4 separate regions of the Homo sapiens genome follow, and all the other regions are linked to region 4. Evidence: chromatin loops called from intact Hi-C (ENCODE). Cell type or tissue: heart right ventricle. All regions are shown on one strand. Region 1 overlaps RAP1GAP2 (RAP1 GTPase activating protein 2). Region 2 overlaps RAP1GAP2 (RAP1 GTPase activating protein 2). Region 3 overlaps RAP1GAP2 (RAP1 GTPase activating protein 2). Region 4 overlaps RAP1GAP2 (RAP1 GTPase activating protein 2).

Region 1 (5,000 bases), 51 kb after region 4:
TTTGTATTTTTAGTAGAGACGGGGTTTCGCCACGTTGAACAGGCTGGTTTGGAACTCCTGACCTCAAGTGATCCACCCCCGTCTCAGCCTCCCAAAATGGTGGGATTACAGGCATGAGCCACCGCTCTGGGCCCAGTTCAGATGTTTTTGAGGGTGGCAGTCATGCCTTCTGCCCACCCTGGCACCCCCTCTGGAGTCCTGGACACAGCGCTGGAGCTTGCATGAGGCTGGTCACCACTGGTGCTCATGTCTGCTCTAGCGCCTTCCAAGCTCCCAGGCATCATTTGGGAAATCCTTCTGGTCAGAAGCTGCCATGTGCTCCGACTTGAGAGTCTGCCTCGCTTCCTAGAGACCGGCCCCAGGAGCTTATCCAGTGTCCAGTAGAGACCGGCCCCAGGAGCTTATCCAGCATCCAGGGGGAAAAGGCAGGGGAGAGGGGCTCAGCTCAGGGAGTGTTGGATGCTGCGCCCTTTTGACCGGGACTCAGGGCCTTGAACAATAATCATATGTGCCCTGGTGCCATGAGCGTGGACACCTTGTGCCTGATGGGGAAAAATAGACAGCATGACTGTGTGTATGAGCGTCCAGTGACCGGTGATGTTAAAACCAGCTCTGTCCTCCTCTGGACTGTGTGTTTCTGGAGAGCCAGGGCTGCTGTCCATCAAGGTGCCTGCGAGCCATCTCCAGAGGCCCTCTGCTAAGCCCAGAGTCGCCCTATAGCATCTGGTGGGGGCTTGTTTTACTTCCCCTCCCTGCGTGCTTTTCCTTGCTGGGCTCCTAGCCTTACAGGGGAGCAGCTGTCATTCTCACCATGGGCCCGAAGAGGACCTGAGGGTGATGCCCTCCTGCTTGATCATTCTTCCTTTCCCCCATCATGGCTCTTAAAGGCCAGGCCCATTGAGGAGGAGCTGTGGCTGCTTGGGAGAGGGCCAGGTGGAGGAGGCGGTGAGCCTGTGCTGGACCCAGCTCTGTTGTGCACACAGGCAGGTGAGTGTCTGGCAGAGCAGCCAGACTGGAGCCTACGGTGGTAATGTCCAAGGCCGTACATAGAAGGAGGCTGGCAGCTCTAGCTGAGAGGTAGCAGGAGCTGGTGCCTGCTTTTGTGTGTGTGTGAGAGTGTGTGCACACACCTAGGAGCTATCTCAGCCCTGCTGGTTTCTTGAGCCAGTTACAGCCTGGATCAGGCGGGAGAGTCCCCCCTCTCCAGCCATCAAAACTTACATCAACAAGGTCCAGGAAGAAAGAAAGAGGAAGGGAGATGGGGAGCAGGAGACAGGGATTGCCAGGTTCAGGTTAATGGGGTGGAATGGATTCTCTGCCAAGCCAGGTAGTCCCCAGGCCCCTGATGTGGCTCCCTAGTTGGCCACAGGGAGGGCTGGCTGGTCAACTGCAGGGGCAGGCAGGGGTACACATGACCCAGGCCTAGCCTGGAAGTGTTCTCAGCCTGGTCCTGCTCCGTGGGCTCAGGGAGCCAGGCAGGATGGGGTCTGGGCCTGGAAACCTGGAGGGCTGGGCTCTGTAGGGAGGGTGGGTTTCTGTCATGAAGAAGGTGTGGGGTTGGAACTGTCGCTTCGCTGGCAGGACTTGGGCTGGGAAGAGGGGCAGAAGGATTCTCTGGAGGTGGCAGTGGGGGTGCTTTGATCATTTACGCAGGACCTGGGGGTTGGGCTGACTCTCTCTGCTGCTTCAGAGCGGGGCTGTAGAGGAGGACACACTTGTAAAGTTGGGGGCTTTGACGGCTCAGCCCGGCCCTCTTCGGCTTTTAATACGGTTCTCCCAGCCCCCTCGTCCCCTCCTGGGTACAGCCAGAGCTTGTTCAGGACACTGGAGTCCCTCACCCGGGAATTCCCCAGGCTCTGCCCAGCTGGCCCTGTTGTGCAGCCGTGGCTCTGAAGGCTGATCCCATGCCAAACCGTCTGCTTGGTGATGGGACCGCACACAGCACTCCCCGGTCACCAGCGAGGGCCAGATGGAAAGTGGGGAGTGTGTGAGCGCGGCAAACTTGTCGCAGTCATGTTGCCATGGTGACACAACTCTGTTTAGCTGCCTCTCTACCGTCCTAGCCCACATGGACTAAGTTAAGTTTTACCTGCGGTTGCACGGCAGGCAGCCCTGTCTCCCGAGGACAGCTTTTTGACCAGGGCCTGTGTGTGTGTGTGTGTGTGTGTGTGTGTGTGTGTGTGTACGTGCAGAGGGGCTCAAGGGAGAATGAATCCGCGTTTCTCCCCTCCTCTTCTCACACCCAGCCCCAGTCCTGGATCTCTTTAGCCCCGTGGTTCTCAGACTTTGCCGTGTAGCAGAATGACCTGGAGAGCTCGTTGGAGCGCAGGTTCCTGGGCTCATCACTGGAGAGCCTGGTGTGCACCTGCAAATGTGCATGTCTTTCGAGTTCCCAGGTGCCGCTGGTGGTCCAGGGACCATACTTAGAGTAGCACTGCTTTAGATTTTGGTGCATTGGAGTAAAGAAAATGCTCCCAATTCTGGTTTCTGCATTGTATTTTTTTTTTTAATTGGAAACGGAGTTTCATTCTTGTTGCCCAGGCTGGAGTGCAGTGGCGCCATCTTGGCTCACTGCAACCTCCACCTCCCAGGTTCAAGTGATTCTCCTGCCTCAGTCTCTCTAGTAGCTGGGACTACAGGCGTGCACCACCACGCCCAGCTAATTTTTTGTATTTTTAGTAGAGATGGGGTTTCACCATGTTGGTCAGGCTGGTCTTGAACTCCTGACCTCAGGTGATCCGTCTGCCTCGGCCTCCCAAAGTGCTGGGATTACTGGCGTGAGCCACCCAACCCAGCCTGCATTGTATGTTAAACTGTGTCCGAGAGCCCAGTCACTCTTGGAGGAGAGAAGGGAAGGCGCAGGCAGGTCCTCACTCACCTCTTTTGGCCTCTTCACAGGAAGCAGGAGCTGGCCAACAGCTCGGATGCGACCCTCCCAGACCGGCCGCTCTCCCCTCCTCTCACGGCACCTCCCACCATGAAGGTAAGAGGCTTCGATTCAGGAAGGCAGGGAGGGGAGAGTGTGGGGAAGTTGTGAGGCCTTGCTGTGGCTTTGGCTCCAGGCCCAGCAGCGTCCGTCGCAGTGGGGCTGTGGAGTGTCCTGACACCTCGGAGGAGGTGATGTTCAGTTAAGCACCAGTGCGGGGGAAGCATGACAAGAGACTCAGGGTGTCTGTGTCAAGGGGCGGTGAGGACATTGGGGTTGAAATGGGGTTGGCAGGACTCTTGGTAATTGGTAGTGGAGTTTGGGAACAAGGGGCCCAGCCAGGAGGAAGCCGGGGGATAGAAGGCAGCTGCCCAGAAGGACTGCCTGGGGCTGGGCTGTGGCCCTCCTGGGACTTGAAGGGCATTTGCATGCTGGTCTGCCGGCCTCTGGCTGGCCCTTCTGAGCTGGGCCTGTTCACGGCAGTCCCCATGGAAGGGTTGGCTGGAGGTTCGGGTCGGGGTGGCAGTTATTTTCTTATCAGCACTTCCTTCGTGAGCCTTTTTCCTGGGGAGACCACAGTCCAGGCTGCTAGGCCCAGGACCTTCTCACTCCTGGACGGGAGCCGAGGGAGCAGTGCCCTTCTGCCACCATGACCTTCCCCCATCACTTTTCAGTCCGACGCCTCGGCAGGATGGCCACACAGGCCTGAGCTGGTCCTCAGAGGAGACTTTTGGCTCAGCCAGTGTTTCTGCATAGGCTGGCATGCACGCTCTCCCTCCCTCCCTCCCTGCCTCCCTCCTTCCTTCACACTCTGTGGAGTGAGTGAGGACTAGTGCTGAAGAAGTCACCTGCCTCCTGAGTCATCTGAGGGGACATCTAGGCCAGCTCCTCTCTGTCCTGGGGCTGTGCTCTGAGTGGCTCACAGGGAGATCATCAGGCATCTCTTCCTCACTGCTCTGCATCACCCCTCCTCTTCCCTGAACCTAATCTTTTGCAAGATGACAACCCATAGGAAGCAGATAAAACCCATCCATCTTCCTGTTGTTGTCCTGTATCCGATACCCATCACATACAGAGCCATGTGGTATGCCTCGAGGAGCCTGTGTGTTGAGGGGTAGCCAGAGCCTGCCCTGGGTGGGTTAAGTGGTCAGCGGTGGGCGGGGGGGCAGGACAGGGTGCAGGGCTGACCAAGGAGAGCTGTGCTGTCTTCCTTGTGCAGTACCCAGAGGGCAGTGGAAGCCAGACCACCTTCACTAGCCTAGTGCCTGCCCCAGCACCCAGCTCAGTGTTGGTATCTGAGCCGGGTGCTGGGCCAGCTCTTTGCACAGGGTAATGCTAAGAAGCCTGTCACCATTCCGAGTGTCCCCTTGGTCTACAAAGGTGGCTGTGGGATGCTTGTCTCTGTCCTCACAGATGGCAGGAGTTTGCAGGGAGAAGTCTGACAGTCTCCTAGGAGGAGTCCCTGAATTCTCTTGGCAGATTTTACTTACTCATGTACTCATTTAATTCATTTAATACCCAGTATTTATTTGAATTTTGTATTAGTTAGGACTCTTGGTTGTAAGTGACAGAAACATAACTCACTCTGGCTTAGTCATAAAAGGGTATTTTTTGCCTTTGTAATTGCAAGCATAGACGGCAGGCATGACTGCATCCGCAAGATCAGTCTCATTCTTTCTCTCTTCTGTGTTGGTTTCATTCTTTGTCAAGCTGCCTTTGTGGCAGCCGAAGGGTGGTAGCAGCTCCTACCTGTGAAGTAACCCCAGTGAAAAGAAAAGTATTTTTTTCCCCCAGTAGTTCTAACAAAGTCCCAGGGAAGAAGCTCATTGGCTGGCTTAGGTCACATGTTTGTCCCTGAACCAATTACCGGCACCAGAAAGATGAAAGGCTCTGATTGGCCAGACCTGGGTCTCATGACCGCCCACCTAAACCATAAGAACTGAGAATGAGGGAGGGGTAGGTCCTAGAGGGAAATGGCGGTGGTACCATGAGAAGAAGGGGAAGGGATGCGGGGCAGGCAAGACCCACAGCTTTCCGCCACATGTGCGCATGCTCAGCCAGGCCCAGTGCTCGG
Region 2 (5,000 bases), 76 kb after region 4:
CCGTTCTCCTGCCTCAGCCTCCCGAGTAGCTGGGACTACAGGCACCCGCCACCGCGCCCGGCTAATTTTTTGTATTTTTAGTAGAGACGGGGTTTCACCGTGTTAGCCAGGATGGTCTCGATCTCCTGACCTCGTGATCCGCCCGCCTTGGCCTCCCAAAGTGCTGGGATTACAGGCGTGAGCCACCGCGCCCGGCTGAGCAAGTCTTTCTCACACCGCCGTCTCTCGGATTCCCTCTCTTCTGCCTCCTTCTCATTACAGAGACTCTTTTGATCACACTGGGTGGACCTGGGTCATCCAGGCCCCTCTTCCCATCTCAGGGGCAGCCTTAATTCTAGCCACAACCTGAACTCCCCCTTGCCGTGTAACCTCACACATTCCCAGGTTTTGGGGATTGGGACAAGGGCACCTCTGGGTGTGAGTGTTGGGGGGCAGTATTTGGCCTATCACAAGGACCCACCTTCATGGGCTTTGCTCAGCCCTGGGTCCTCATCGGTAAAATGGGCATCTCTACCTGCTTCCTAGAGGAAACGCTAGCCGGCCCACCGCATAGCGGGCCTTCCCTCTGTGGGATTCCGTAGTTCTGGGACTAATTCTTCACCTGCCTGATCTCATTGCTTTGCGAGCCCGTGACTGATGATACAGTATCAGATGTCCTTGCCCTGATCCCACGACCATGAGACTTGAAGGGCAGGGATGGAATATGTGCCTAAGCATTTCCACAGAGAGAAGAGGGACATAGCACACACGCTGCAGCCTAGAGGAGCTATGACCTTGGTTTTGTTACCGTCAGTCAGCTGCTTGCTGATCCCCCAGCAACTGATGGAACTGATGGAAAAGCCACCACTCCTTGAGAGAGGAAGAAAAAAGACTTATGTTAAGCTTTGCCCAGCTCTGATTTGGACTTGCCCAATTTTACTTGAAGGAAGGTGCCACTGTCCGCTTCCCATTCACACATCGCCGCCTTCCTCCTGTCTAACCGGAATCTTTCTTGTTGCAATTTCAGCCTGCTGGCTCTCCATGCGGCCGGTGGGGAAACAGCAAAGCTGGTTCCCACATTGATAATGACACCTAATCCTGCAATCTGCTTCTGTCCGGTTCTAATCACGCCACTGCTTCCATTCCCAGGAGGACCAGGGGCACCCTCTGTTTCGTCCTGACAAAGTGGACTGCCCATGGTTGACAGCCTGCGTGTCCGGGGTCGCCTGGGGGTGAGGGTGGGAAGGTGTGGGAGGGACGGAGGCACTGCCTTCTGCTCAGATGAGCAGCACGTAGATAACCCTCCCCAGGTGACCTGCCTGGCATGGAAAGTCCTTCTCGTGGTCCCCCAGGTCAGATAGCGTTGCCTGGCTACGGGGCAGTCAGCGAGGCTCCGGCAGGGCGAGTAAACAGGCACACATGTTTAAAATTCAATATCACTGGCGGGCAAACACTCCAGCAGCGCCTTCCAGCCCACCGATAATCTCTAATTCTCCTCGCTTGATGCGTGTGGGGGCCCTGCACCAAGACCCAGATGGTCTCTTCTGGGAATTGGTCGTCAGCTGTTGTGAGGGATGGGGAGTCGGAGGGGTGGGGGTGCCTGTTATAGCCTCAGCCTCATGCAGACTATCATCCTGATCGCTCTGGGCAGGCTCCTGAGAGACCCAGGGGCTGGTCTGGATTCACTGGCTGGGTGGAGCTTCCAGGGTGGGGAGCTGTCTGGGTTCAGTGGCTCACACCTGTAATCCCAGCACTTTGGGAAGCCGAGGCAGGACAATTGTTTGAAGCCAGGAGTTCAAGACCAGCCTGGGCAACATAGCAAGACCCCTCCATCTCTAAAAAACAAAAACTAGTTGGGCATGGAGGTGCACCCCTGTAGTCCCAACTACTTGGGAGGCTGAGGCGGGAGGATCCCTGGAGCCCAGGCATTTGAGGCTGCAGTGAACCATGATCGCGCCACTGTACTCCAGCCTGGGCGACAGAGTGAGACTCCATCTCAAGAAAAAAATAAAAGGCAGGGGCCTTTGGGGAAGCTCATGCAGATTTTTGTCTGCCTTAGGCTGCAAAGAGGCTGTGGAGGGGGCAGGGCCTGTGGAGGGTGTGCACCCGGCACAGGCGATGAGTGAGGGCTGGAATCTGGCAATCCCCTGGCCCCGCCAGGTGACTGTGATGGGCGGCATTTATTAAGAGGAAGGGGCGCTCCATCTGCAGGGTGGAAGAAGGTAAGCCAGCCTCCTCTTTGCTGGAGGTGCACACATGGCTGCCTGGGGCATCTCCTGGGGCAGTTGGTGAGCTGGTTCCTGGTAAAGTCATTCCTCGTAGGGATCGTTTGGCATCAACACGGGGAGCAGGTGAGGTTGACTGTTTTCCCTGCATGTGCCTCATGCTTGCCCTCTTCCGTTGCTTAGGCTTCCTTCCCTTCACTGCCTTTCATGTGTCAAGGCCAGGTTATGCCCCTGGTAGCGAAGACCCCGGGACTGCCCTGCCCGCTCCACGAAGGCAGTGGGCTCTTTTCCTGGGTACACTGTTTTCCAGAGGCAGCCCTGATCCAGGCTGCCTGATAGTTCCAGGAGATGACGGTCCTGAGGGTGCGTGCCCAGCCTGAGGCTTGTAGGTTCAGCCCAGATCACCAGTGCACCCCGAGATCACCAGTGCACCCACTTCTCCAGTAGACATGGCCTGTCCTTCAGGCCTCGGCGGGGGGCAGGGCCACGATGAGCAGACTCGTCACTCCCGGAGCCACCTGCTCACCCTTCCCTCTGAGTAGCAGTGTGGCCAAAGGACCTCTTAGTTTAGTGCCTTGGGGCCATGGTGTGTCACCTGCCCTGTGTGGCTCTGAAAGGCTCCTGGAAGGGTGTCTGGGACTGTAAGAGGCCAGGGCTCTCTTCGAGATGGATCTGCCTTGCAGTCAACTGCCTCAGCCTCATCCATCGCTGGCTGGGAGATGACTGGGAGCGGGATTGTCCCAGCTGTGGGTCTGGACCTTCCTACAGTGGCTCACCAGGCCCCCTTGTGGCCAATACCATCAGTACCACGTGGGAGCCTGTGGCTGGGGCTGGGGGTCTGGGGAGGGGTGACAAGCCCACCAGCTGCTCACTGTGCCAGCTGGGTAGACCCAGAGGGTCAGGCGGCCAGGAACTGGGACCCTGCCCTGCGTCCACTGCCAGCCTCAGTGCTCAGGTGCCCTGGAGACCTCATTAGACCAGGCCTGAGTGGGGGCGTGGCAGCTTCCTCACTCGGAATGGAGGCTTCTGTTACTTGCCCTGCATTTCCTACTTCGCAGGCTCATCCGGAGTTTCAGTCTTGCCTGGCCTGCAGCTTCAGCCGAGGTCTGCAAGGCAGCACCAGCTCTTGGAGCCAGGTGGGAATGCCGCTTCAAACACACGCACAGAGGCATCGCTCTCTTTTGGTAGAAAAGCTGTCGGATTGTAAGACAAAGGCTGAGGTCTCTAACGTGTCCTCCTTTACTCTGGGTGCCTCTTGTGTTACCTTTGTGCTTGAGTGGGGGGACCACAGGACAGGCAAATTAGAAACTGCACGAAACAAAACAAAATGCAAAGAAAAACAAAATCGAAACAAAGAAATACAATATAAAACAAAACAAAAGAGCTGGGCGTGGTGGCTCACGCCTGTAATCCCAGCACTTTGGGAGGCCGAGGCGGGCAGATCACTTGAGGTCAGGAGTTTGAGACCAGCCTGGCCAACATGGTGAAACTTCATCCCTACTAAACATACAAAAAAACTAGCCAGGCGTGGCATGCCCTGTAATCTCAGCTGCTTGGGAGGCTGAGGCAGGAGAATCGCTTGAACCTGGGAGGCAGGGGCTGCAGTGAGCCGAGATCGTGCCCTTGCACTCTGGCCTGGGTGACAGAGCGAGACTCCATCTCAAAAAAAAAAAAAAAAAAAAAAAGAAGAAGAGAAACCACAACAGATGATAACTGTTTATGGCAGGAGGGTGTGTGCAGCTGGGTCATGGTCCCCACCTTTTGGGCTGATAAACCTGGCTGAGGGCTAGGCGTGTATGTTTGCCATGAGTGAGTGTTTCTTGTGTGTGTGTGTGTGTGTGTGTGTGTGTGTGTTGGGTGAACGTGACTGTGAATGTTGTGGTTAGTTCTTTGTTGTATCAAGTGTTTTGGATGTCTGTTTGGGGGTGGATATTGTGGGACGCCACGTTGGTGTGAATGTATCTGCAGCTGAGTGATTCCCCCAGCCAGGACAGCGGGGCCGGGAAGGACAGCCCATTGTCCCTACCCTAACCTCGTTAGGGCCTCGTTTGCCCCAGCACCCCCTTCTTCAGCCCCAGCTGGCAAAAGGGGGTGGGGCAATCGTGTTATTTAACATACAGCTTATAGGGAAGAGAGCTGTTGAGCATTAAAGCCCCCATGCGGTTGTTCATGTATAATTAGGCTGTGGGAGCTTGGGGACTGACTGACTGTTAGAATCACTCGGGACCGAAGCACTTATTTAAGTAATCATTAACTGGAAGATGGGAAAGGAACAGAACATGCAATTTGCAGATGTCCCCTCTTCTTGCAGGTCAGCCTGAAATGAAACTCCCAGCAAGTGAGGAGGCTGGCGCCTTGCTCAGCCTTCCTCTTCCCTCTGGTGAGGGGAAGGGCAGGTTAGGGGATGCTGGGGCTGAGTTGGGGTTATGGAGATGGCATCTCTCAGGCACATCAGAAGCACAAGCCCCCCAAAATTTCCAGCTTCTCATGACTCCTTCGCTGACACCGCCCTTTACCCAGCAGCACAAAGATATATAATGATATATTCAGTTCTCAGTCCGGCGCATTTGATCAACACCTGCTCTGCACTAGGCCAGGGACGGCTCCAGCAAAGTCCCAGTAATCCGTTGTCCCAGGTGGAGGAGGATGTTAACAGGAAGAGCCCAGATAATTGAAATTCTGGTTTAGCTCATCTGTAAATCTGCTTTTGCTGCTTCCCAGCAGTGCTGATGTGGTCATGGGGGATGGGACGCTGTGTTTTCCTCCTTCGCGCTGAAGCAGAGGGTGCCTGGCTGG
Region 3 (5,000 bases), 130 kb after region 4:
CTTGAGTAAGGAGGCTGCGAACCTGAGAACTGAGTTAGCAAAGTGGGTGAGCAAGAGAGTCAGCTGGGTTGGTTGGACCCTCACTCTGGGAGCAGGAATGTCACAGAATTGTGCTGGAAACCTTTGGTGGCAGTTGTGGGCTGGATAGTTTTTGGCCTTGTCTTCAGGCCAGAACGGTGACGAGCCTCAGGCTTTGTCTAATCCCTTCCCACACTTCATCAGCAAACCCCAGAAAGGGCGGTTGACTTGCCTGGGCACGTGTTAGTGAGCAGCAGTCAGAATCCCCGCCCAGGCCTCCTGACCCATGTGCCTCGCCCTCCCATGCCGCATTGTCCAGGTGGGCAGAGGAGCCCAGATGTCCTCTACAGATATCATCCCTGACCTGCGTCTTCTTCTCCCTTCTCAGGCTTTCTGTGATGATGCAGTGGGACTGAGATTCAATCCTGTCCTGTACCCCAAGGTAAGGACCTTCATGCTCCCAACATAGGGGCCCTGCAGCTTGGCAAGGATTTGCAGACCTGTGGCTCTTTGGGGAGTTCTCTGCATCATAGTGGGGTTTCGTGGGGTCTCCATAATAAGCTTCCATGTCTCCCTCTCTCCCTGCCCACCCCTTCACAAACTGCTCCACTGGGAACCCAACCTCAGCCATGCCTAGGTCTCCAGCCCAGCTGAATTGGTCCCCAGGCTGCTGTGAAGGTGACAGAGGGTAGCAGTGTTGTAGCTTCTCCACCACACCTCATTGGTACCTCCCTGAGGCCAGTGCTGGAGGTGGACGTGACTCTGTAGCTGGGGGCTGGTGCAGATCCAGTCTGCTGTCACAGAGGGGCGGGAAGTACAGCAGGCAGACACCAAGAAGAGAAAGGCCAGACAGCCGCCCCGCCATTGCCTGTGTTACTGCAGCTCTCCGGCCATATAAGCCTCTGCTGCCTTCATTTATAAACCAGCTGGTTTTCTGATATCAGCTTCCTTTGAATTGGCCTGATACTGACCCCAGTTCTGATATGGGCGTGTGAGTGGGAAGAAGAGCAATAATAATAAACCCACTGAGGAATAATTATGGCACAAGAGGACTGAAGTCACCCATGGACAGTGAATTGCTTGAAATTGGCCACAGGAAAAGACCCAGTGCATCGACTGCGTCTTCATGGGCCAGCAGGCTCTGGAGAGGGACAACGGAAGCAGAGCTGTGCTTCTGAGCTTCTGCCGTGGGTCACGCTGCAGCGGCTGAGGCCTGCTGGGACCGGCTCTGTCTATCCTCTGAGTCCCAACTCTGACAACCAGGACCCGTGAGATGAAATGTCTGGTGAGGAAGAGAGGCCCCATTCCAGCAGAGACATCCAGAATCCCCTGGAACAAACACTCTTTTTTTGAGACTGAGTCTCGCTCTGTCACCCAGGCTGGAGTGCAGTGGCGTGATCTTGGCTCACTGCAACCTGCACCTCCTGGTTGAAGCGATTCTCCTGCCTCAGCCTCCCAAGTAGCTGGGACTACAGGTGTGCGCCACCATGCCCAGCTAATTTTTGTATTTTTAGTAGAGACGGGCGTTTCACCATGTTGGCCAGGCTGGTCTCGAACTGACCTCAGGTGATCTGCCCTCCTTGGCCTCCCAAAGTGCTGGGATTACAGGCGTGAGCCACCTCGCCCGGCTGGAACAAACACTTTCAGTGTTCAGGATTGGGCATGCCACTCTCAGAAGCAGCCGTGTATCCATCTGCAGTGGCTGAGCGAATGGCGGAGTCCTTTCCTGCACAGAGCCTTTCGTCTTCCACGTGCCTCTGTTTAGCTGTTTTAGCATCTGTTGATACCAGGAGTATGCTACGCTTCATTGAACATTTTCTCTCATTGAGACTGACCTCCCCTTTATAATTACAACTGAATGAGTGGGGTTTAACCAGACATTAAAATCCCATCATAAAGGTCTAACTTAACTACCGGTTTGGCAATTTTGGTTGTCAAATCTTAGCCACCGAGAGGACCAATGGTGTTTATTTGCAGAGTTCTCTCTATCCCTTGGAAAGCCTCGGGCCTTGGTCATAATGGAAGAGCAGCTGTATTTTCATGTTTTCTGTATCTGAAGGACCGCTGAGTCCGGCTGGGATGTTCATCTGGCTGAGATGCACGCATGTGTGTGTTTTTAAAATTTGCAGAGTTTAGAACGTTCTTTGGACGTTCTCCATGGCCTGGTGCCTCTCCCTGGCAGGGCAGCTGTTCCTCCCCTGTGACTCACCCAGGCAGGAGTGGAGGCTCCAGGGTCGGGCAGCAGCGCCGTCGCTGGGGGAGCTGCGAAGCGTCCGTTTCCCCAGACAGCTGACAGCTGAGAGCCTCACAGAGACACACAGTGTGTGGCAACCTCACACAGGCCGCAGATTCCGGCCAATAAGTCGTTCCTGGTTTGTTCTTCCTCTCGCATAACGCGTGGTTGAATCCCTCCTTTTTTTTTTTCTTTTTTAAATGTCACATTTAATGTTTTCACCGCTGTCCTTCAAATCTAAGTTGTGCAAAGTGACCAGAAAGTGTGCCACGGTAATTGACCAGCCTCTGAGATTGAACCTTTCACACTGGTGCCTTTTTGGGCTCTTTGGACGCTAAACACGTTTCTCATTCAAGTGCGTTGACATGCTTCAGTTGGGTTGATTCTCAGGAGCGTCATAAAAAACAAAACAAAACAGAAACAAAGATATTGCGCCATCTTTGTTTAGTAATTTAATGTTTGTGTCTTTCGTAGCAAATAATTACTTCATTGAAGTTAAAACTTCCAAACATAACTTATTAATGGTCTTCAAATTCAGCTCAGATCACTCAAGTCGAAAGTACTCTGCTAAGTACAGATAATTTAAAATAGCTTTAACAGTTAATTGTCCATAACACACACCAAGGTTTTTTTCCTAGACCAACTGTAAGACGATCCATTACTATTCCTTGTACAGGTGAAAAATGATACTCAGTTTTCTTGTCTTTTTATTTTTAATGTAAAAGTTGGAAGGGACGTTCAAATTTCAAGTCTCCACACTGAGAATCCCTCCTTTTTATTGCTGAGGTTATCCCAACAGCTCCCAGATCTTTTCTTCCCCCAGTAAGCTGGTTCAGCTCTGATATTTCTGGAGGGTCATATAGATGATGATGGTGTTGATGATGATGATAGCTGCTCTGTGCTCAGTTCTTTCTTTTTGAATCTTCATAACCACACATCTGCGTTTAACAGATGAGGAAACTCAGCTCCAGAGAAGCAGCTCACTCAAAGCTACATAGGTAAAAACAGTGGATTCAAAACTAGAGTTTAGGCTGGGCGTGGTAGCTCATGCCTGTAACCTCAGCGCTTTGGGAGGCTGAGGCAGGCGGATCACAAGGTCAGGAGTTCGAGACCAGCCTGGCCAACATGGTGAAACCCCGTCTCTACTAAAAATACAAAAATTAGCCGGTGTGATGGTGGGGGCCTGTAATCCCAACTACTCGGGAGGCTGAGGCAGGAGACTTGCTTGAACCCGGGAGGCGGAGGTTGCAGTGAGCCAAGACCACGCCATTGCACTCCAGCCTGGGTGACAGAGCGAGACTCCATCTCAAAAAACAAAAACAACAAAACCCGAAAAAACTTGGAGTTTAATTTTTCTGATCCCAGTCATCAACTCTATGATGCGTAACGGAAAATTAGATAGAACCAGGAGTCAGGTTTTAAACATTTCCTCTTTGCATATTGTATTAGGGTATGTTCCTCCTTAGCGTGGTCTCCTTAGAGACCTCTCATTTTATGCAGAGGGGACTGAAGTTTGGTCAGGAGCGGTGACTTGCTCGGACTCATGCTGCTGATTAGAGGTGGAATTAGGACTAGAGTTATCCTTGCTGACCAGTTTTGGGGTTTTGGCTTCACTTTTTACACCACAGATTCAACACTAGGGTTAAGTAAGCTGCTGGACACATGTGCCCGAGCCTTGACTGGCACATCTGGATGGGAGTGGAATGAGTGATACAGAGGTTTGGTTCCTACTGGGGAAGCCCAAGTTTTAGAAGCTAGCTGACTTTGGAGCTGCGGCCTGACTGTCTACTTATTATTTCTCTCTCTCTCCCTCCGTGTATGTGGATGTTTCATACCAGGGAACACATTCTCTCCCCAAATGGATGCTTCCCCTGCCATGTGCTTCCTCACTTGCTTCCAAATTTAACAAATGTTGATTTTTTTTTTCTTGCCACATTTTCCAGGCCTCCCAAATGATTGTGTCCTATGATGAGCATGAAGTCAACAACACATTCAAATTCGGAGTCATTTATCAAAAAGCCAGGCAGGTAAGCAGCACCATCCATACCGGTGACTGTATCCCGTGGTTTCTCACTTAGGACTCTTTTTATCCCCACCCAGAACACAGGAGTCCTGACCTGCGTTCTGAAGCATTTGGAATACAACGGTCACATTTAAGGTATGAATTAGACTGGAGGTGGCAGAACTTTCCAGCAAGGGTACTTCTTACAAAAAGGCCTGCACGTCCTTAAACAGTGATGTTTTTTTTTTTTTAATATAGCAAATTCTCATTCTTCCTGGCTGCCTCGTCTTCTACGTATTTATGGGCTGCTGGTTATAAGAAAAACCAGACTAGGTCAAGGGAATGGAGGAGCATAGGCTGCTCTCTCCTTGCCCAAATTTCTCCCCACTGGGAATTAGCTTTTTCTCCCCAAACTTGAGTGATGTGATGGAGCCAGCTGGGTGCGTCTCTTCACAACTCTGTTCCGTGACATCATGTTGGCAGCTTGAAGTCAACCATGGTGGAAGTATTTACACTATGGAAATTTGCAAACACCAGGGTTTCTATCTTCCTCCTTTGGAGAGCCAGTGACTCAAAATATGCCAGCACACCACTGCTCAGCCTCTGTGTTTTGTAGCCCTCACACGTTGCTTTGGAGTTAACTGGCCAGAACCATGTTTCTCAAAGTGTGTTTCATGAATGCGAGTCTGATGGTGTACTCTGTGAGCAAATGACCTGGGGAGGGGTTGTCACTTGTGTGGGAACCTT
Region 4 (5,000 bases):
CTTCCATTTTTCTTTCTTGCCCTGGTCTCTTGCATAAAGCTGGACATACTGTACATGTTTAATAAATGCTGGTGGAATGGGTAAGCCTAGCATTGATGGTTGTTCCAGTCTCTGCTATTGATGGGTTTTCTTGTGCTTTGGGGTCCCCTCTGTGGGGTGTGGGTGTGATGGGCTGTGGGGGCTGGAGTGGGAGTTAAGAGGGGAAATTGCTGTTTATGCACCAAAGGTGGCGAGCTTGTAGGGCAGGGGCAGAAGGATGGGACCTCTCACTGCCAGGAAAATTCTACCTCTTAGAGACTCAGGAGTCAGGGGCTGAGAGGTTACGATTTTTTGGGGGACAGCCTTGTGTTTGCAGTGACACTGGGCTTGTAGAAGGACTTAGAGGGCTGGGAACCCCAGAATAAGAGAATGAATAATGGAACCTGCATGGTGGATTTTGTGCCTTCATCATCCCAATTCCCTGTTGTAGTTGTTTGGAGAGGTGGGGTCTCACTATGTTGCCCAGGCTGGTCTAGAACTCCTGGTCTCAACTCAAGTGATCCACCTGCCTGCCTCGGCCTTCCAAAGTGCTGGGATTACAGGTGTGAGCCACCCTGTTACCCACTGTGCACTTGACCTGAACTAGCTCCCACACTCTCACCTGCTGGGAAGGAGGATCAGGCCTTCCGTTGAGGTGCAGCCTTCTGTGTGTGGGTAAAATACACCCAACGCTAGGATAGACCTAAGCCAGCGCCCTCATCACCTTCCCTGCCATCTAACTGAAGCGGTCCATCAGCTAACCTGTGGGTCCTCGGGTGCTGTGTGCTATAGCGCGGTGGGAGAGAGGGGAAGAGAAGCTCTGGGTTGCATGCTGCTGGGAGCTCTTCCCTTTTCTCTACCAAGGACACTCATTTTATTCTTTTTCCAGACCAATTCTTAAGTCACTACTGGCATAGTACTTGCAGCCTGCCTAACCGCCAATCTCAGGAGTGGGGCCCGGGTCATTCAAATCTCTAGCTATAAAAAGATGTCCATGGCTATCTATATCTCTGATCCCCCACAACCCCGGCAGGGAGGGGGTGGGGGTGGGGGTGGGGGGCACAAGGCCAGTGGTAACGGCTGCTTCATAAATAGACCAGGTGCATTTAAGAACCACCCTGGGGCTTCCTCCCCTCCACCCCAACTCCAGTGCCAGCAGGAAGCTGTGGGCATTGGAGAGGCAGGGCTGAAGCCTCAGGCCCTCGAATTCGTTTGCAGTCCCTCTCCCCTCTCCACCCAGCATGGTCCCCTCCCTGCCTGGATTTTCTGTGTTTGCTTGAACACCAGACTATTAAAAACAAAACAAAAAACAAAACAACAACAAAAAACAAGGCAAATTGCCTCAGGGGGAACCTCTTCGGCCCCAAAGATGGACTAATTGGCTTGTTCTAATTCCTTTCAGCCCCCTGCCCACTTCCTTTTCCCTAGAGGGGCAAAGCTGTGAGTGATGCTTCGGAGGGGTGAGGCGGGAGGGGGCTGGGAGGCTGGGCAGCACCTGGAAGTGGATGAGGGCGATTGTGAGCGAGGCCCCGCGCCGATGGTAGGGACCAGGCCACAGCCCTTTCCCCAGGAGCCGGCGCGACCTTCCGACCTTCCGACCTTCCGCCCTTCCTTTCCGAAGGAGATGAGGCTCGCGCGCGGCTGGCAGGGGCGGGAGGGACCACGCGACGAGTGCGCAGCGGCCAGGCCCGGGTGGGCGCGGGGAGGGCGGAGTGGGGGGCGCCCGGCCCGCCAGGAGGAAGCGGGGTCGCCGTGAAGTTGGTTATTGAACCCATGTGGAGTCAAACTCCCAGGGCCGGGAGAGCCAGTGTTCGCGGGGAGCCGACCCCAGCCCACTCTGCATCCCAGCTCGGCGATCCTTGCGCCGACTCTGCGGGGAGGCGGGGGCAGAATTCCGCCTCGTTCCTCCCATCCGCAAGCTCCCACCCGGGGACCCGGGCCCGGGAGCTGCGAGCCGGGGCGGGCGCCGGGCTCAGGTGCCCCCTGTAAGCGCTGGGCGGCCGGGAGGGGACGGGGACCGCGCGCGGGCAGTTTCGTTTGGACGGAGGAGGACGCGCGTTTCCTCTTGGTGCCTGTTTTCTCTCCCTCTGTTTTAAAAGCAGTGACAGCATCGGGGAAGTATCCGGGGCCGGGCCGGGGAGGGCGGCAGCCGCCTCTGCCTGGGGAGGGAGCTCGGGGCCGCCGGCGGGAGTGCGGGCGGGGACCAGAAGGAGCGGGCGAGGGGAGGCAGGGCCGGGGCCGGGGAGGGCGCCTGGGAGCCGGGCAGGGGGGTCCCGGGAGCGCTGTCCGCCTCCTCCTGCGCTTCGCCCGCTCCCTGTGCCCCGCGTCCTCCACCATCCGGGCGGCCGAGGCCGGGGCGCGGGAGGCGGGGCCGGGGCGGGTCCCGGCGCGGGCGGCGCGTCTGAGCGGGAGCCGGGAGCCGCCGGCCCGGGCCGCGCCCCGAGCGAGCCTCGGAAATGCCCGCGCCGGGGGAGCGGACGGCGGCTGCCCCGCGGGCCCCGAGGAGACGCTGAAGGTCGCCGGGAGGGAGGGGAGAGCGCGCGGTCACCTGACCCCCGGGGCGCACCTAGGCGGGGCGGGGCCCATGCGAGGCGGAGGCCGGGGGCCGGGGCGCGGGCTCAGGGGCCGGGTGCGGAGCGCGCGGAGCCGGGGCTGCGGGGACGCGGGCGGGCGAGGTCGGGCACCGCGGGCGGCCTCGCCATGTCCCAGCCCGCGGGGAGGAGGCATTGCCGAAAGGCGGGGATCCGCGCCGCCGTGGTGCTCATCGGACTCCTGCACAAATCCCGGAGGCAGAATAAAGAGAAAAGGTAAACCCCTGCAGCGCCGGCCGCTTCCCTCCGCTCTCCTGCTGCATGCCAGTTTTCTTTGGGGTGGACTTTTCCGATGGGTGTTTGGTTCCGTGTTGGTTAGAAAAAAGCCTCCTCTCCAGGTACCGTCGTGCGAACCGAGTTCGGAGCTTCGCCCCGGACCCTGGCTGGTGCGAGGAGCCTGGGCAGGACCTTGGCGGAATCGGAGGGCCGCTGGGAGGGCGCATCGGGGTGGATCCCTGACGGAGGGACCCCAAGTCCGTCGCCCCCAGACCCTTTGCAGACCGCGACCCCGTTCCCCAAGCCTGCAGCCGCGGATGCCATTGATCCAGCCCAGGCGGCTCCATGCGCCGGTGTTGCCATTTGCTTCCTGCAACTTGGCTGAGCCCTCGAGGTGCCTGCCTGGCCGAGATCCGCTTGCTCTGCGCTCGGTGCCGGCAGGCGAGGAGCAAGTTTGGAGGTTGTTCGCTCCCCACCCACCCTCTCGCCCCACCGCCATAGGGTGACTTTGCCTCTTCGCCTTTCTGGCGTTTGTTCTTTCGTTTGCTCCTGGATATTGAAAATAGTTTTCTTTAGCTATTTCAGAGACATTTTGGACGACCTGTGTGGTGGGAGGTGTGGGGTTTGGAGTAGGCAAAGGAGGTTCTGAGGAAGCTTTCTAGGCTGCAACCGCAGCTGCAGGTCTGACATCCACCAGACCCCAAGGAGCTACCAGGCAGGTCGTTGGCACAAAGCCTCCCTGTTCTGCTAGGGTGCATGGCAGAGCCTCCAGCAATGGGGGGAGGGGAGTGCGGAAGCTGACTGCCCACAGAGATGTTGCCGGGATCAGGATTTGGGGTAGCTTCCAGTGACCCTGCTGGATCCTAGTTTCCAGAGGAGTTTTGGAATGGTTAATACCGCACCCTATAAGACACGGGCAGTGGAACCAGAGACACCTGGGGGTGACCAGCAGCCCCTGGATATGCCCACAGGTATGAACGTACCTGGGGTGGTGGTAGGCAGGGAATACGGGGGACTTTGAGAAGCTGGCATGGATTGCCCTTGTGGTGGGTTGTCCCCCATTCCTCTCGTCCCCCCTTCCTATAATGTGTGTAACAAGATGTTGCCCGCTGCACAGAATGAATTTCCCGTGAAAATGACATAAGGTGGTTCAGCATGAAATAACATTGAGTCACCTAGTGAGAAAGTTCTTCCCTTTTCAGTTCTCTGCGAATCCTTGTGATTTCTTTGAGGGGAAGTTTCAGGTGGATGCTAGTCTGCCTTTAACACATTTTAAACACTTGCTAATCTTCCTTTTGTAATTAAGAGAGAGCAGACCTCCGGCTCCCGGTCCTCTGAGTGGGGAACAGTTGCCTGGCTAGAACTTAGGTTGTTTTTGTTTTTGTTTCATTTATTTTTAGGATTCTCTCCTGGTTAATGGCCAGTGGTACTGATGTTTTTCCATTTGTGGTAGTGATATAAAACATCTCTTTAAACATATGAAGTCACAAGAATTAATCTATTTTATTTATTTATTTATTTATTTTTGAGGAGGAGTCTCACTCTGTTAGCCCAAGCTGGAGTACAGTGGCGCCATCTCGGCCCACTGCAACCTCCACCTCCTGGGCTCAAACAATTCTCGGGCCTCAGCCTCCGGAGTAGCTGGGACTACAAGTACCCACCACCACGCCCAGCTAATTTTTTGTATTTTAGTAGAGACGGGGGTTTCACCATGTTGCCCAGGGTGGTCTCAAACTCCTGAGCTCAGGCGATCCACCTGCCTCGGCCTCTCAAAGTGCTGGGATTACAGGCATGAGCCACCGTGCCCGGCTGAAGTGAATCTATTTAATAGAAATAGTAGTAATAATAATACAAGTGTTAACAAATATAGTGGAAATCCTGCAAGTGGTCTAGGAATGGCTGATGCCAGCGACATGTGTGTCTAGCAGAAGAAGCTGCCATGGGAACTCTGGAGTGCAATGTTCCAGGGCCTGAGTCCATCTTCCCCTGGACTTGGATTCCCTTCTGTTTTCTGCCCTTCAGCATTTTATCTGTAGAGTGGTGGTGAACAGGTCAACTCTGAGACAGCCTGGGCCTGCTTTGAGGGCTGGAATGGAAAATGGGCTTGATAGAAAGGCAGATGCGTGGGACCAATTCCTGATTCTGAGTATAGAATGGGTGGTGGTTGGGGGGTGG

The links. Peaks named below come from ENCODE experiments on the same cell type or tissue, not always from the same donor. Only the 100,000 strongest peaks of a DNase experiment are listed, where the experiment ranks them.
Region 1: a loop joins it to region 4, with 6 times the contacts of the local background. A loop is called at or near these places in 24 of 110 quality-filtered maps.
Region 2: it touches region 4 in a loop (4-fold over the local background); 54 of 110 quality-filtered maps call a loop at or near these places.
Region 3: a loop joins it to region 4, with 2.9 times the contacts of the local background. A loop is called at or near these places in 6 of 110 quality-filtered maps.

What each region holds. Positions count from the first base shown.
Region 1 is chr17:2,902,386-2,907,385 of GRCh38, forward strand. It overlaps RAP1GAP2 (RAP1 GTPase activating protein 2), which reads left to right. Exons shown (of 25, transcript NM_015085.5): 3 at 2,899-2,983. Among named protein-coding and RNA genes, the nearest start is that of RAP1GAP2-AS1, 61 kb to the right of the region's middle. RefSeq lists enhancers at 316-978, 979-1,641. In heart right ventricle, no CTCF peak of the experiment used is centred here; DNase peaks (open chromatin) are centred at 1,906 and 3,116; H3K27ac peaks cover 912 bases.
Region 2 is chr17:2,927,256-2,932,255 of GRCh38, forward strand. All of the region lies in intron 3 of RAP1GAP2 (RAP1 GTPase activating protein 2), which reads left to right. Among named protein-coding and RNA genes, the nearest start is that of RAP1GAP2-AS1, 36 kb to the right of the region's middle. RefSeq lists enhancers at 3,511-4,257, 4,258-5,000. In heart right ventricle, CTCF peaks have their summits at 2,997 (motif pointing left) and 3,198; a DNase peak (open chromatin) is centred at 2,976.
Region 3 is chr17:2,980,789-2,985,788 of GRCh38, forward strand. RAP1GAP2 (RAP1 GTPase activating protein 2) reads left to right here. Exons shown (of 25, transcript NM_015085.5): 10 at 407-460; 11 at 4,195-4,278. Among named protein-coding and RNA genes, the nearest start is that of RAP1GAP2-AS1, 17 kb to the left of the region's middle. In heart right ventricle, CTCF peaks have their summits at 2,259 and 2,460; a DNase peak (open chromatin) is centred at 2,223; H3K27ac peaks cover 1,676 bases.
Region 4 is chr17:2,851,278-2,856,277 of GRCh38, forward strand. The region is part of intron 2 of RAP1GAP2 (RAP1 GTPase activating protein 2); the gene reads left to right. Among named protein-coding and RNA genes, the nearest start is that of RAP1GAP2, 57 kb to the left of the region's middle. RefSeq lists an enhancer at 4,855-5,000. In heart right ventricle, a CTCF peak has its summit at 2,065; DNase peaks (open chromatin) are centred at 1,664, 2,144, 2,494, 3,584 and 2 weaker places; H3K4me3 peaks cover 2,937 bases; H3K27ac peaks cover 2,561 bases.